Linked DNA regions of Homo sapiens: region 2 is linked to region 1. A link is an interaction called in ENCODE POLR2A ChIA-PET data of the cell type or tissue named here. Cell type or tissue: IMR-90. All regions are shown on one strand. Links, peaks and the distances in the headings refer to the core of each region. The heading gives the core; the rest is flanking DNA. Region 1 has its middle 15 kb from the start of CWC15. Region 2 overlaps FUT4 (fucosyltransferase 4).

What was found. Peaks named below come from ENCODE experiments on the same cell type or tissue, not always from the same donor. Only the 100,000 strongest peaks of a DNase experiment are listed, where the experiment ranks them.
Region 2: POLR2A ChIA-PET joins it to region 1 with 8 read pairs; 3 of 35 experiments call an interaction of 5 or more read pairs at or near these places.

What each region holds. Positions count from the first base shown.
Region 1 is chr11:94,956,906-94,959,823 of GRCh38, reverse strand. No RefSeq gene overlaps it. Among named protein-coding and RNA genes, the nearest start is that of CWC15, 15 kb to the left of the region's middle. In IMR-90, for the core only: no CTCF peak of the experiment used is centred there; a DNase peak (open chromatin) is centred at 1,503; H3K27ac peaks cover 678 bases.
Region 2 is chr11:94,549,491-94,552,408 of GRCh38, reverse strand. FUT4 (fucosyltransferase 4) reads right to left here. Exons shown (of 1, transcript NM_002033.4): 1 at 2,514-2,918. All of the region lies in intron 4 of PIWIL4-AS1 (PIWIL4 antisense RNA 1), which reads left to right. Among named protein-coding and RNA genes, the nearest start is that of FUT4, 7.0 kb to the right of the region's middle. In IMR-90, for the core only: no CTCF peak of the experiment used is centred there; no DNase peak of the experiment used is centred there.

The sequences.
Region 1 (2,918 bases), core at 207-2,706:
TATTTAAATCTCTAAGCCTGTTTCCTCCTTTGTACAGTGACAATAACAACACTTCCCCCAAAAAGCTGAAGATTAGAGGTGATACAAGTACCTAGTTTATAGAATTGTTGGGCGCTCTTGGAGGGTGGGGGTGATTATTCCTTTGTCTTCCTCACCCAAATTTCCAATCATCTAAAACAGAGGAAAAGTATTAACTGAGGATCCAAATCAGCATCCTGGCTCCAGTGCAGTTGCTCAGGCCCCACACTCAGGAGGAGCCCACCTTCAGGGTATAATGCTCAGCCGTTGCTGTCTTAAAATTGTTCATAATTTTATCTTTGAATGTGTGTTTTGTAATAAAATGTTATGGAACAGTGGAGCATGTGTCAGGGCTTGGAGGCTTGGGTCACATGAGGTCCCTGCCTCCTGGACTCCCCAGGACAGGTTCTCTACTGCCTACTTCTGGTGCAGGCATGGGCACAGGCTTGGGGAGGGGCAGGTACCCATACAGGCAGGGTGGAAAAGCTGCAACTTAAAGAGCAGAGGCCTGGGGAGTCCTGCCAGGATCAGGTCCTGCTGGGTCAGTTTCCTGCTGGATACCGGAAGCACAGGCACCAGTGGGCAGGGGAGGGCTTGTCCTGTCTTTAGGGCACCTTCTTAGAAATAGGGCAATCAGGCCGGACGCGGTGGCTCATGCCTGTAATCCCAGCACTTTGGGAGGCTGAGGTGGGCAGATCATGAGGTCAGGAGTTCGAGATCAGCCTGGTCAACATGGTGAAACCCCGTCTCTACTAAAAGTACAAAAAAAAAAAGAAAGAAAAGAAATAGGACTAATTAAATTAAGCCACTCATGTTGGGAGAGGAGACAGGTAGAGCTTTGGAAGGGTGGGATATTGGCCAAGGTCAAGCATGGAAAAAATGGGATCCACCTCGGAGTCATCTTTTAGTAAATGCTTGGTGTCATTTTATTTGTGGTGCTGTTGTTATTTGTGGTGATGTTGTAGATGTGTCACCAGCATCTTTCCTAAATTACACTCCCACAGAGCCTCCACATACATCTATGTTCCTGAAATCTTTATGCAGGGCCCTTTTAGGAGTTTTGTATTTTTTAAAATGTCCTGTTCTCTCTCACCTGACCTAGCTCTCAGAGGCACTTTAGGAGGTGAGAGGAGAAGGAAGAAACCTGTTGTGTTCACACTCCTGAGAGAGGCGTCTGCCAGGTTTCCTCTCTAGGGTGGTCTCAAACAGCCTCCCTTTTCAGAAAGAGGCAGAGAAATGGCTCCTAAAAGTCCTAGACTAATTGGAAGCAGCTTTCTGGGAGCTCAGCCATCTCTGTATGTGCTGGAGCCCAAGAAAGGGGGAAAGAGGGGTGGGGGCTTAAATAATATTTTGACTTTTTCAGAGAAGAGAATTCTAATGCATCTTGAGATTTCCTCTGCACTCACACCTTCAAAGTCTAACTCTTGGTCTCAGAGGCCTATTTCCAGAGAGTATTTTCAGTAAGAACTGGGAGGTGAGTCACTCTCTTGAAGAGTTTACTTCAAACAAGTCACAAGGGAGGAAGAAGCTGCTAACGAGAAGAAAACTGGGATAGCAGACATGGCAAAGCTTGCAGAGCATCCAAGCATGTTCCCTGTGGCAGCAGGCCCCACAGATGCCCCAGTTCCTGAGCTGGCTTTGTGCCTCCTGCTAGGCCACCCTGACCCCACCATCCCTGTAATAAACAATAACCATTTAGGAAATATAATGGACAGACAATCCCATTCATGATAGCTACAGAGAATGTAAAATGCATAGGCATAAACTGAAGACGAAATGTACAGGACCTCTTTGAAGAAAATGCCAGTACTCTCTTGTGGGGCATTAAATAAGACTTTAATAAATGTGGAGGAATACATATGTCTGGATGAGAAGACTCAGTGGTATAAAGATACCAGTTCTCTATCCAAAAGAAATTACGAAATGGGTTGGGATATTTTTTAACCCATGTAATTGGTGTTTTGACCAAATTCTTTTAGAATTTTTCATTAGAATAAATTTGTAAGAACATCCAGAAAAAAAAAATCTTGCAAGCAAGAATAATGAGAGGGGTTTTCTCTACCAATTTTTAAATGCATTATAAATGTACAAAAATTAGTGTGGTTCTGTCCCCAGAATAAAGAGATGAAGGAAAAATGGACCATAATAAAAGGTCAGATACTAGCACAGCTACAAAATAATTTAGTACATAGGAAAAAAAATTCTAAAAGGAGAAGAAATAAGAAAAACAATGGAAAAGAGAATGAACTATTTAGTAAATAGTGTCAGGAAAATTTACCAACAATTTGCTAGAAAATAGGTTGCTACTGTCAAGCACAAGGCCAAGCAAGGCTGATAGATTCAGTGAATAAGGAAACAACAAAATCCTTTTAGATTTAGATCGTTGGGTACTGTCAGACTCAGAAGAAAGTAGCCAAAGGTGCTAGTCCCTGTGACCCTGGTGTAGGGCAACACAGAAACAAAAGAGACCAAGTGACAGTGACTTAATGATTGGACACCCTAGTGTGACACTGCAGCTAACGTTTTATAGCTTCCAGGTGTACCCTAAGGGTGGTGAGGAAGAACACCTCCTACCTCGCCAGAACCAGGAGATGAGAAACAAGTAAGGAATGCCCCTTGCGGCAGCTCCTCCTAAGCATCCTATGTTCTTAGGGTCCAGGAGAGATACAAAGTGTTCTGCCAAGATTCAGACCAGCTGTAGGTCACATCTTGCCTATGCCGCCTGTAGAGATGGCTATGAAGTCATGGGTGCCAGCACAGGGCTGTTCTCCTACTGCTACCTCACAAGTTCTCTAGGATAAGTTGCATGTGGTCTAAAAAATTTGAAGGAAAAAAACTGTACTGGAGAAAAAATAGGTAAATATGTGTTAATATTGAGCTGGGATGGCCTTTCTAAGCAT
Region 2 (2,918 bases), core at 385-2,884, 410 kb after region 1:
AACATATGAGAACCAGAAAAATCATAGGGTAAGGGCAGGTGTTCCTAGTTGCTAGGAGAACAAAATCCCTATAGAGATTAATCATTTTGAAGGTGATGCTTAATAATAACACTTATTTTTAACTGCAGTATTAGTGAAAACCATCAGGTGCCTAAAGTGCTGAGACTGGAGCCTGCAGCACTTATATTTCCCAGAAATAACATTAAGATGACTTAGTTTTTGATGAAGGACATTCATTCCTGAAATGCAATCCTCTGACAACTCTGAGGCTCCTACTGACAGTTATTTAAATTATTTGGTTCTACATTTGATCTAACATATATATCATGTGTTGGGATTATTTCTCAACACGACTGTTTCCCTGACAAGGCATACGCTTGTCCAACAGACTATTTTGAGTGCAGGGTCCCTGCTTTAATTTTATTTACATCCCGAAGTCCTAGCACAGTGCCTGCACATAGAAGCCACTCGAAAAATGTTGGTTAAAAGTTGCTGATTTTAGTCCCATTTCTTCCCCTTTTAAAAATAATTCAGATTAAGATGCTTAGCACTCATGGTCTCATAGGGCATTTTTTTTTTAGTATATTAGGTGAGATTCAGTAATTTTTTTTTGGGATAGGATCTCTTTGTCTCCAGGCTGGAGTGCAGTGGCGCGATCTTGGCTCACTGTAGCCTTGACCTTCTAAGTTCAAGCGATCCTCCTGCCTCAGCCCCTTAAGTCATTGGGACTACAGGTGCGCGCTACCATGCCCAGCTAACTTTTGCATTTTCTGTAGTAACAGGGTTTCTCTGTGTTGCCCAGGCTGGTCTTGAACTCTTGAGTTCAAGGGACCCGACCACCTTGGCCTCCCAAAGTGCTGTGATTACAGGCATGAGCCACTGCACTCAGCTTCAGTAAGTTTTTAAAACATTCATTTGAAGATCTGAAAATAAATCCATCATAAAAATCCAATTCTTTAAAACTTACTTGAAATAGCTTTTTTTTTTTTTTTTTTTTTTTTTGAGATGGAGTCTTGCTCTGTCGCCAGGCTGGAGTACTGTGGCATGATCTCAGCTCACTGCAACCTCCAAATCCCTGGTTCAAGCAATTCTCCTGCCTCAGCCTCCCGAGTAGCTGGGACTACAGGAACCCACCACCACGTCCGGCTAATTTTTTGTATTTTTAGTACAGACGGGGTTTCACTGTGTTAGCCAGGATGGTCTCCATCTCCTGACCTCATGATCTGCCCACCTCAGCCTCCCAAAGTGCTGGGATTACAGGCGTGAGCTACCGCACCTGGCCTTCTATTCTTTAAAACAGTAAATTGGTGATTATGACAACATAACAAAATATACTTCTTTAAAAGTGAATATTGAGTACAGATGAAATATGCTGTCTAGAAATGAAAAAGTGGCCATGAATGCGAATTTTCCAAGATGAAGAAAAGGACCATTCATTCAAGTTCAAGAATCTGTTGTCATGAATCAAGGGACAGTTCTATATTTCTGCTAAAATGTTAGGTGATTTCTTGTTAAGTTTCTGACTTTCCCTGTCAGTGAGTTCAGACTTCTTGATTTGACTCCCCATTTGCTGACAGATGCTGCGTTTCAAGCTGGAGCAAAGGTTTCTTTTCAGCATTGTGGCAGAGAATGGTAGATTTTAACCTATTTCCTCATTCTTGCCGCATATGTTCCTCCTTTGTCCTGCCACTCTTGCCGTTTAACACTTATCTTTCCTCTACTTTTCTCATGTTTCCTAGCCTCTGCCTTTCTTCTATCTGATCGTCTCTTCACTTTGTACTTTTATCCCCACCCCCATCTTTCTTTTCCTCTTCACTCCCCATCTATATTCACCACCTGCTCTATTTTACAATGCACTTTTCTTTTTACTCATTCATTATTGAATCCTTTTTTCTTGCCAATCCTGCTCCTATCTTCAGCTGGCCATCATAATTTTTCAAAGTCTGTGCTTAAATGAACATGTCAGAGTGTGTGTGTGTGCATGCATGTGTGTGTGCGTGCGTGCGTGTGTGTGGTGTTGGAGGAGGGCAGGTAGGAAAGAAGAGACAATAGTTAGTGTTTATTACCACTTCGTATTTTCCTATTTCAATAATTTAAGCATCGGCTGTTAAGAAGAAAGCTTGCCTCCCCTTCTCTCTGCCCATCATCATGTTCCCAGTTCTGATCCTACTCTTTTTAAAATGGCATTTAATTTAGTGAACAGGAGCTAGAGACAATACATGGAGGGCATCACATCAGAGCACTCAGGAAAATAAACTGGACTGAGAGAAAGGAGTATACTACTTATGCCCTTGGAGATGATTCCTCAGAATAAAGTGGAAAAGACAGGCAAGAAAGAACAAGAGGACAGGCTGAATTGGACTTTGTGCAACACAGAAGAGGCAAAGCCATCACATTCCAATTACCAATCTAGAACTAGTGAACTTACAGAAACTGCCCCAAGCCAAGAAATATCCCATGGGTGACGACTGAACACATTAGTGCATGGAGGATATACATTATAAACAGAGTCATTTTCCATCTCATTATTTTAATCATTTTGTCAAAAAATCTGAACATGTGTACATAAATACTTGATTTGTTAAAAGAATGTGTAGCATAGAAATCCCTGAGACACATTCAAAAATGACTTGACATCTTGACATGTATTCAATGCAAGTATTCACCAAACTAAATACCAAGGACTTGGCTCCTTTCCCTGATATTTGAGGCATATAAAGCTTTAAAAATATATATAATATACTATATATATAATTTACATCTTTAAAGTTAAATTATATTTTCTTTCTCTGATTCCTGGTTTTCTGCCAGTTTACTGCTCCTGCATATTGTCAGTTCCAGACTGTAAGGAAGCCACATTGGAAAGCAGATAAGCACTTTCAACCTTAGGGTGCCAGTTAGTAGAATGATAGCACGTG